Linked DNA regions of Homo sapiens: all the other regions are linked to region 1. The links are chromatin contacts, found by Hi-C in ENCODE. All regions are on one chromosome and are shown on one strand. The core of a region is the stretch at or near the end of the contact, and the rest is flanking DNA. Distances in the headings are between cores, read along the strand shown.

What was found. A loop is a pair of places that touch in the nucleus more often than their neighbours do. Pooled maps may share reads with other maps.
Region 2: a map of IMR-90 shows a loop between it and region 1 (15-fold over the local background). The contact joins two enhancer-like sites. A Hi-C loop is called at or near these places in 1 of 168 maps with a recorded cell type or tissue (IMR-90), 1 of 37 single-sample maps with no recorded cell type and 5 of 50 pooled maps.
Region 3: a loop to region 1 is called in a map of endothelial cell of umbilical vein, with 21 times the contacts of the local background. The contact joins two enhancer-like sites. A Hi-C loop is called at or near these places in 5 of 168 maps with a recorded cell type or tissue (CD8-positive, alpha-beta T cell, Caco-2, chondrocyte and 2 more) and 17 of 50 pooled maps.

The regions. Positions count from the first base shown.
Region 1 is chr3:12,176,747-12,180,006 of GRCh38, reverse strand. All of the region lies in intron 10 of SYN2 (synapsin II), which reads right to left. Among named protein-coding and RNA genes, the nearest start is that of TIMP4, 19 kb to the right of the region's middle. RefSeq lists an enhancer at 657-1,856. Within about 2 kb of position 1,771, at least 12 of the 41 ENCODE cell types and tissues checked have a DNase peak (open chromatin) inside an H3K27ac peak, as active enhancers do; they include endothelial cell of umbilical vein, where a contact is called at or near this core.
Region 2 is chr3:12,890,099-12,893,521 of GRCh38, reverse strand. All of the region lies in intron 4 of LOC105376956 (a long non-coding RNA gene), which reads right to left. Among named protein-coding and RNA genes, the nearest start is that of LINC02022, 6.6 kb to the right of the region's middle. Within about 2 kb of position 1,466, at least 2 of the 41 ENCODE cell types and tissues checked have a DNase peak (open chromatin) inside an H3K27ac peak, as active enhancers do.
Region 3 is chr3:11,377,646-11,380,968 of GRCh38, reverse strand. ATG7 (autophagy related 7) reads right to left here. Exons shown (of 21, transcript NM_001349232.2): 19 at 917-997. Among named protein-coding and RNA genes, the nearest start is that of ATG7, 110 kb to the right of the region's middle. Within about 2 kb of position 1,293, at least 3 of the 41 ENCODE cell types and tissues checked have a DNase peak (open chromatin) inside an H3K27ac peak, as active enhancers do; they include endothelial cell of umbilical vein, where a contact is called at or near this core.

The DNA of each region.
Region 1 (3,260 bases), core at 522-3,021:
ACTGCATTCCAGCCTAGGCAACAGAGTGAGACCCCGTCTCAAAAAAATATATAAATAAATAATAAACCCCAACCAACTTTGGGTTTACAGAGTGACGACAGGCTCAAAGGGTGTCAGTCTGTAATGATGCTGCCAAAAATTGGATGCAGCTGGAGGTATGTCTATGTCTTGACAAGGGGAAGTGATAGGACCACTGTTCTTTTGGCTGATCAAGCCTCATGAGAGAGCACTGCAACCAGTTCTGGCCACCTCTTAAGGGTGATGCTAGCAGAAAAACATGGGTACATGGAGCAAATAGGATGGTTAGAAGTCTCGAAATGACAACTTTACACATGTGACTTTGGGCAAGTTACTTATCCTGAGTCACAGTTTCCCAAATGGTATAAATGAGGTAACCATGGAAGCACCTAGGGCTTAGTAGAAGATTGAAATTAGTCAAATATAAATCTGAATAGTGTCAAGGGCTGGCTTGGGTAGTAGTGAGCTTCCTGGCATGAGAGGTATTTCAGCAGTGCTTGGACAAACTTTGGTTAGGGGGGCTCATGTAGCTGCAGGCACATGACTTCTACAGGCCCTTCTGGCTCTAGGCTTCCATGAATTCGTTTATGCTTTTTTTTTTTTTTTTTTTTTTTCTTTCAGTTCTTCCGGTGTGTGAGAACTGAGACAATCCCTTCTTAGCTACAGAGTTCCAGACCAGCCTGGACCAGCTACAGAGTCTTAAACTCAGCAAGACCCCTAGGGTTATTGGACCTGTGCAGAGATGTCTTGCAGGTATAGGCTTTCAGGAGCTTGGCAAGGAGAGTGTGCCGCTTCCATCAAAGCTAATTGGGCTGGTATCCTGCTACGCTGAATCTACTGGGCTTAGTGATCAGAGAAGCCAGGGAGGAAGGAGAGAGCTGGTGAAGCTCAAGACTCCTCCAGGTTGGTAGGTCCACCACTTGTTAAGGGAGGAATGCAAGGATTTTCCTTACGTAGAGATATAGAGTCACAAATGCCCAGCTCATTCCATTCTTACCTTCGCCTCTGCTGATGTGGGAGCACCAAAAGGGCATGGTGCACAGTATTGTGGAGAACTCCCTGAATTGGGGCCCAGAAGATCCAGCTCTCCTGCTTAGCAGCTGTGTGACCTTGGGCAAGGCAGTTGCCTTCTCTTTGCTGATATGTGAAACAAAGATACATTTGCCAGCCCAAGACATCTTAAATAAGGATTGTTAGGCTTAAACTAAAGAGTGTGCTTTGTAAACTGTAAAGTGTTAGGCAATGTAAGTGAGCATCCTACTACTATTTAAAAAATAAATATCAATCCAAAGGAAGGGAGGTCTAATGTTAGAATTTCGTGCATCAGTGGAGAAGATATTGTTGTGTGGTTTCCTGTCACCTGATGCATAGCAGTTTCATGTGCAGGGAATTCTGGTCTGGGTTATACCATGCCTTCTGTATATTGCTTAGTTCCAGCAAGGTCCTTGCAGAAATGGTAAATATTAGCTCTTGAGATGATTGGAAAGGAAATCACTGGCCTGTGACAGAAACCAAGCCCATGGATGAGGGTTTGTGGGTTTTTGTCAAAGGTAACTTTAAAATGCCATCCTGTGGCTTTCGGCAGACAAGCTGGAGAAAGGAGCTCCTGAAGTCCCAGCAGGATGGAAAGCTGAGGAAGGAAAGACATTGAGTGACTCAACACTTGTGAGCTGTTGGCCTGAGACCAGCTGCCCCAACCAAGGAGGAAGGCCTGTGCTTGCTCAGCATATCTGAGACAGGAAATTGGGAAAGGGTCCCAGGGTCTGGCCCCAGGAAAGAGGCCAGGCCAAGCTCCTTGCCGGACACGCCACAGAACTATTCTGATCAGCTCCCCCAGGCCCCGCTCCCTGGTCTAGGACCCCAGGGAGAATGAGGCAGCGGGAAAGAATGTGGTCAGGAGGTTGTAGGTTTAGTCGGTGCAAAGGGGACCGCATGTTTTGAGGCACCTTGGGATCTTTCTGGGCTTGCCCCTGCAGTCACCAGCGCCCACCTTCCTTCCTCCAAAAGGTTCTAAAAGGTGCCCAGGGATGAGCCGCTTCTCCTTCCCTCCTGGGGGGAGTTGCTTCTCTGCTTGCAGAGCTCATCTCCTGGAGTGGGGCCCTCCCATAACCTAGAACCCAAGAAATATCCCATGGGGGCAGTCCCTGAGTCTTCTGGGGGCACTGAGGGGCAGGTCACTCAAGGTCAGAATGTCAGCTTCAAATGATTAAAGATGTCCCTGAAAAGTTAAGACAGTCCCAGAATAGTTAGTTTCTCTTAATAGTCTGTTAAGGGATCTAGTCACTAGTGGCTTTATCTGAACCTGCCCCAAATCTCCTCACATTCTCAGCTTATACTCACTGGGGAAGAAATTTGCTAAAGCCATTCCTGCTGTGGGAAGCAGGAAGGCCTTTCATTTGTCCTAAATTTACCTCTTCTGAGCTCAAGTGAAGCCCTGTTAGTCCCATGCCGGGGATCAGAGACCCCTCCCTAACTGGACAGCCCTTTAGACTCCACTTCTCAGAGTGAAGAAACCCCTTCTTAGGCTTGGTCTTCTTGCACTCAGGAGACCTCATATTTTAGAACACGGGTGGCTAATCTTTTGGCTTTCATGGGCCACACTGGGAGAAGAACTGTCTTGGGCCACACATACACTAACACTAACAATGGCTGATAAGCTAAAAAAATTGCAAAATATCTCATAATGTTTTAAGGAAGTTTATGAATTTGTGTTGGGACGCATTCAAAGCCATCCTGGGCTGCAGGTTAGACAAGCTTGTTTCAGAGCCTTTGTGGCTGGAAAAACCTAGCTGGAAATGTGTTCTGTTTCTCTTCATACCAGAGAACCAGTACAAAAAAGGACTGGTAGAATGTCCCACCAGACACCAGAGGTTATTCAGCCTCAGTCCTTCAATTCTGAATTCTCATCACAGCCTTTTCCAGGTCCCATGGCTGCACACAGTCTGGATCTCAGCATGTCAGGCTTGGAAGGAGATTTTATAAGTTACCTGCTCCAACAGCCCCAGTCCCCAGCCCTCCCCTTTCACCATGTGCCTTACAAGCTGCTCATCCTGCTCCTGCTTGAACATCAGCAACAATGTGGCAGCCGCATGCCGTTTCTGAGTGTTAGAGAGTTTACTCCCTACACTGGGTCAAAACCTGTCTGCTAACAGATTTGCCTTTTGGAATCAGTTCTACTCCATGGCGGCATCAGAGAGCTAAAGATATTAATTAATGCACTCATTGAGATGTCTGCTATTCAA
Region 2 (3,423 bases), core at 217-2,716, 710 kb before region 1:
TCTCTTCTCACACCCTCTGAGAACTTTTCAAAGAACAAGGAGGGGCCACATGCTGTGACTCACCCCTGTAATCCCAGCCTGAGCAACATAGTGAGACCTCCATCTCTACAATATCAAAACATTAACCAGGCATGGTGGTGCCTGCCTGTGTTCCCAGCTACTCTGGAGGCTGAGGTAGGAGGATTGCTTTAACCAGTGAGGTCAAGGCTACATGAGCCATGATCACCCCACTGCACTCCAGCCTGGGCCACAGCGCAAGACCAAGTCTCCAAAGCAAAGAAACAGTCACCTATAGCTGTCAGACCTACACTGTGTTTGGGAAAGAGCAAGAACCACAAAATTCACTTAAAGGTCAGTGGGAAAATCAACATCTTAGAGCAGCAGAGTTGATGTAGAATCACTTGCCGGTGAGATGCAGGGGCAGGGGGGTACACAGCGGGAGAGGGTGGGGAGTCCCTGTGGAGGTTGTGCGTGGGGTGCAGGGGTTGGGGGGGTGCACAGTGGGAGAGGGTGGAGAGTCTCTGTGGAGGTTGTGGGTGGGGTACAGGGGGGTACACAGTGGGAGAGGGTGGGGGTCCCTGTGGAGGTTGTGGGTGGGGTGAAGGGGTGGGGGGGTGCACAATGGGAGAGGGTGGAGGGTCCCTGTGGAGGTTGTCAGGGGGGTACAGGGGTGGGGGTTGCACAGCAGGAGAGGGTGGGGAGTCCCTGTGGAGGTTGTGGGGGGGTGCAGGGGCAGGGGAGGATGCACAGTGGGAGGGGATTGAGGGGGTCCTCATGGAGGTTCTGGGTAGGGTGCAAGGGCAGGGGGCTGCACAGATGGACGGGGTGGGGAGTCCCCATGGAGGTCCTGGGTGGGATGCAGGGGCAGGGGGGCATGTGTAGCTGGAGGAGGTGAGGGTCCCCTTGGAGGTCCTGGGTGGGGTGGGGGGGGTGCACAGCTGGAGGGGATAGAAGGTCCCTGTGGAGGTCCTGGGGGGGGTGCAGGGGTGGGGGGTACACAGCGGAAAGGAATGAGGGGGTCCCCGTGGAGGTCCTGGGTGGGTGCCAGGGGCAGCCAGTGGGGGATGCACAGCCGGAGGAAATGGGTGGTCCCTGTGGAGGCGCGATGCACAGAGCAGGAGGAGGGAGCCGCCCTGAGAGGAGAAAGGCAGCCTGCTAAGCAAGAGCTACAGGAAGCACTTGGACAGGCCATCGGGCCAGAAGCACCTCGCAAGGGTGTCCGGGAGCTTTGGTGATGAAGGGCAAGAAAGAAGCAGCTAAGAGGGGGGCCTCATCACAGAGATGCTGTCAAAGATTCACCAAGCCCACCTAAAAGTATCTTTTATTACGGGAACTGCAATTCACCTTAGCAGCGCAAGAGGGCATGATTGCACTACCAAACCCAGAAAAGCACCCACGCATTCAAAAAACTGGAAGAGAAGGAAGAGAAAGGGAAAGGCAGTCAGCCGATCCGCTGCTGCACTGTTAGCAGGTGAGAGTCGGGTGATTTTATTGCAGCTGACAGTGCTCAATGATAGCACAAGGCCAGTTAGGAAAAGCGGGCACCGTGGGCATTAGCAGAAGTCACTATTACCAAGGCAGCCCTTGTGATGGCTCATTTTAGCAGTCAGCTTGACTAGGCTAAGGGATGTCCAGGGAGCAGGGAGAACGTGATTTCTCGTGTTTCTGTGGGGGGGTTCTGGAAGAGATGAGCACTTGACCCAGTGGACTGACTGAGGGCCACCCGCGCCAGTGTGAGCAAGCCTGCTTCAATCTGCTGAGGCCCAGATACAACCAACAGGAGGAAGGAGGGGAAATTTGTTCTATGCTTGACCTGGGACATCCACCTTCTCCTGCCCTTGCGTATGAGAACTCCAGGTTCTTGGGCCTCTGGACCCCATGTCTTAAACCAGAAGCCCCCAGGTTCTCAGGCCTGTGGCCTGGGACTGAGAGGGACACCACCAGCTGTTCTGGTTCTTAGGCCTTTGGACTCGAACTGAATTGCACCATGGGCTTTCCGGTTTTCCAGCTTGCCACTGGCATATCCTGGGGCTTCCTGGCCTCCTGAAGGGCATGAACCAATCAATTCCCACAATAAATCCCCTCATGAGTGTGTGAGTGTGTGTGTTTGTCCTATTTGTTCAGTTTTCTCTGGAGAACACTGACTAATACAGCTCCAGAACAAAAATAAAGCCTTCCTAAATACAGAAAAAAAAAAATAACCAAGCCAAAAAGGGAGAGTGGAACAGACCAGTCTTCAGAATGAAAGCCACACGAGGACGCCATACTCCACATAGTGAATTCACAACGGCAAACAACCTTCCAGAACAAACCAAAGACACCAGCTACATCAAAATGCAAGTATACCTAGCTCCCCTGCTAAGAGAAAGGTCTTTGAAGACCTTGTATCCATAAGCTACCGCCACCCTAGTTCTCTGGCAACCCCAAAGTGTGCAGGAAACAAGCACTGATTTCTCAGCCCCCATCTGCAGATGCACGGGGTTCCCCTGGTCTAGAACTGGGTCAGTCTGAGCCATAGGGGGTCTAGGACTGCTCCACATATCCCTCATTCTCCTGACCCCACCGGTCGAGGCCTGTCCTGGTCATGGCAATAGGCTGGAGTGCAGGAGCATGAGCCTGGCCCCAAGCACATAGCACACCTTTGCTCACGCCAGGTGCACCACAATCCCATTGACCACTTTGCTCCATGCCCAGCCCAGCGTCAGAGGGTGGAGAAGTGTTCCCTGCCATAAAGTGAGTCATAGCTAGGGTATAGACTACAAATACATTCCATCTACCCCAGACCACAAAGCAAAACCCACCAACTCTCTGCCAATACTCTAGAGGGACACCTAAGACAAAAATTCAGAAAGGCTAAAGGCTACCCATAAAGACGTGCATGGAGGGGTACAAGCTATGAAGCCAAATTAGACGAGGAAGCAAGTTACAGTCTTGATGTGTGACAGGGTAGAAATCAGCCTTAAAAACAATGCATGAGAAAGTGACTTGATAATGCTAGAAGCTGCAATTCCCAATGTAGACATGACAGGAGTATCTATGCACCACATAAAACAGCAGTCTTCAAAAAACGGAAACTGCAGGATAGGTAGGAATAAAAAAACACATTCATAAAGGTTAACATTGCCACTCTGAATCCAAGACAGGTTAAGAGGCCAAAATGAAATTATCTAGAAGCCTTCAGTTTCTCATGGATATGATACCAAGCATTGCGCTTCAATAACAGAGAAAACACCTTTCCAACCTCCCTTGAAACGTTTATGGAAACTTGCCACATATTAAGACACAAAGGAAACTTCAGTAATTCCACAAAGCAGAGAGAATCTAAACATATTCTCTAATCACAGTACAGTAAAACTAGAAATTAAAGACTCAAAAATTCCCTACTGGAAATGTTACTAACTCTATTAAATTACTCTTGGGTCA
Region 3 (3,323 bases), core at 44-2,543, 800 kb after region 1:
CCATAAAATATAGCCCAAGTACAGTTTTCAAAGGAAGCTTGTCAACTCAGAATAGAGAAATACATCCCTAGAATTCTCTTTCTTCCACAGTGGCAGACAGACGAAGGCTACACGAAAAATAGTTCCAAATTGTAACTGAGAAGCCACAGTTGGGGATTAGTGGTCACCAACATTATTTTGTATAGCACTTCAACATGAAAATCTTTACTTATCAGCAATCATGAGCCTTAAAAGCCCAGGTCAAGTCGCTGGGCAGCAGAAGGCTGAAAGGAACACTTGAAAGGAAATCAGCTATCACATACAGTGTGCATGTAAAAATCACTCAGATGGTATCCGAAAGCCTATTAAAACACGAGATGCCATCACTGTAGTTTTGAGATATATCAGCCGTTTCACATTACGATGGCTAACATACCAGCTCTATTTTTAGAGCTTCTGGAAAGATCAAAGCTGAAGGGGCCCTTTTAGTGGCTCCCCATCCAGGCCCCTAATCTCTGTTTACTTTTTCTTTGTAATTATGTGGATCTGCAGAAGATGCATAGCCAGGGCCGCCTCACCCTCAGAGTAACGCTTTAAAAAATTGCTCTATGAGGGTCCTGGCTAGGAGGGAACCCTCTGGGGAGGAACAAAGAGCAGTAAAGTTCAAATTCAAGACAAAATTAGCATGATGCAAGTATTGATACAGAGTTGAAATATTTTAACTCAGTCTCCCTACACATTTTCTCAGGCTGGTTTTAAACCACTGTGAGAATGAATACAGATCCATGAAAACAAAGTCCTTTCTGAGGGTTTAGACCCCACCCTTCCCCCACAAAAAGCCCTTAGTTGGTTTCAAGGGCTCCAGCTGGTGAGGCTGCGGTCAAATGCTGACCCGCTCACTTTTAAAAACAAGTCCCTCCAATACAAAATGACTTACTTTGGAAGAACAAGCTGTACATTTGTCAAATGCCAGGCTGACGGGAAGGACATTATCAAACCGTGAAAGAAATCCCCGGATCTAAAAACAAACAAAACAAAACAATTCACATCAAACACACAACGACCACATCTATGAAATGCACGTCTGGTTTCTGACAACAAGTAGGAAATGATTAATATGGCGGCCCGGAAAGAGATTATGAGCAAAAATAAGTTCGAAATGAGTATTTTCCCTTGTAACGTAATCAGTTTGCAGAAGAACTATATTAGGTCCTTTATTCCATTAGGAGCCAGGGCTTACAAGCTTTTCAAATATTTCTGACCTAAAAACAAACTGACTCTAAAATACAAAAAGCAAGCTGTAGTATCTAAAGTATTTTTTAACAAATGTCTTCCAAAATGTTGAACAGGTCCACTGGTATACTCAACTCTTAAGCTCCCACATGTGTTCTAGTGAATATGGGGTAAATACACATTTCTATGACATGATTTTGGGTGGGGTCTCACAAGGAAAGATGGCTTGGGGGACTGTGGAAGGCCGAAATGGCCCTAGACATATATCCAGTTATTTGCTTGATTTGGAACAGATAGAGATAAAATGTAAAACATCATCAGATTTATGGGGAAACAGCACCACCTTGAGCATAAAATTCTGGACTACAACTGAGTTACATTTCCAGAGTATCAGCTATAATCAGGTTTCACAAACTATAACTGAAGTAATTTATTCAGAACATTATACCTGTATATACTATACTTACACCAAAGGGGGAGCTTTAAGCTGTTCTATATATCATAAAAATATGAATGGTAACATCTCTAAACTCTCCATAGGACTCAACGTTTATAATAAACCAGACAACACAAATATTATGAATTAATTTATTTGACCTTTCAAATTCCCCATTTTATGTTGAAAAACCTCAGGCTCAGGAAGAATGGCAACTTGGCTCAGGTAAACAGTAAGTAATGGAGCCAAGACTCAAAAATGGACCTCCTGATGTGAACCTGCCCCCGGCCTGAGCTTCTCTGCTTCCCTCCCTCTCAGAATACCACAGCGTTTGTCTTCAACACTAGGTCTTCTCACAACTTTAACACTCTCACTTGAACAGAACAGAAGACCCGATCCACCACCGTTTAGCCATCCTATTAACACCATGCCCTCTCCCTCAAATCCCCCACCCCCCGAAAAACAAACAATTTGACAAACTATTTAAAGAAAAAGGCTTCTTTTGAGTTTTGGATAACTCCATCCTGATGCTCACACTGTAACAGTGTTAACTGTTTGTGCATACTTCTCTCTGGAAAAAAATCAAACCTGGAAAAACATGCCTACAGCAATTTTTTTTTTTTTTTTTTTTTTTTGGAGATGGAGTCTCACTCTGTCGCCCAGGCTGGAGTACAGTGGTGTGATCTCAGCTCACCGCAACCTCTGCCTCCTGGGTTCAAGTGATTCTCCTGCCTCAGCCTCCCGAGTAGCTGGAATTACAGGCGCCCACCACCACACCCAGCTAAGTTTTTTCTATTTTTAGTAGAGATGGGGTTTTGCCATGTTGTCCAGGCTGATCTTGAACTCCTGGCCTCAGGTGACCTGCCTGCCTCAGCCTCCCAAAGTGCTGGGGTTACGGGCGTGAGCCACCGCGCCCAGCCCGAATTTATCATTTCTATCAAACACTTGATCTCGGATTGCATTAAAAAACACATAGCATATTGATAAAGACATTTTAAAAATTTGGCAGGGCACAGTGGCTCACGTCTGTACTCCTAGCACTTTGGGAGGCTGAGGCGGGCAGATCACCTGAGGTCAGGAGTTTGAGACCAGCCTGGACAACATGGCAAAACCCCCACCTCTGCTAAAAATACAAAATAATTAGCCGGGTGTGGTGGTGCACCCATGTAATCCCAGCTCCTCGGGAGGCTGAGGCAGGAGAATCACTTGATCCTGGGAGGCAGAGGTTGCAGTGAGCTGAGATCCAGCCTGAGTGACAGAGTAAGACTCCATCTCAAAAAAAAAAAAAAAAAATTGGTAACTGGTATAAGTTAGATAGCCTCATCATAAACATATGAAAATATGACAACCTTTTAGTTCCTAACATCTCAGGAATGTGGTAACCATTTCATAATCCATGACCTGAGGCATAATCAGGGTCATAAGTTTGCTATTCAGGACGTCAAAATAGGAGACATCAAAATAGCAGAAAAGAGTTTAATAGCAAGTCACAAATGGGAATGCTGAAATCTTCACGAGCTCTGGAAGTTACAGGCTTGAGAATACTCACAGTGAGTCTCCTCTATACCCCAATTACTTTTATATTAAGTTTACTTAGAAAAGAACTTCATCACATTTAGCATATTTTTCCATTAAAGTTTTTTAACACAGCCTACAAGTCATGTGTCCATCTATG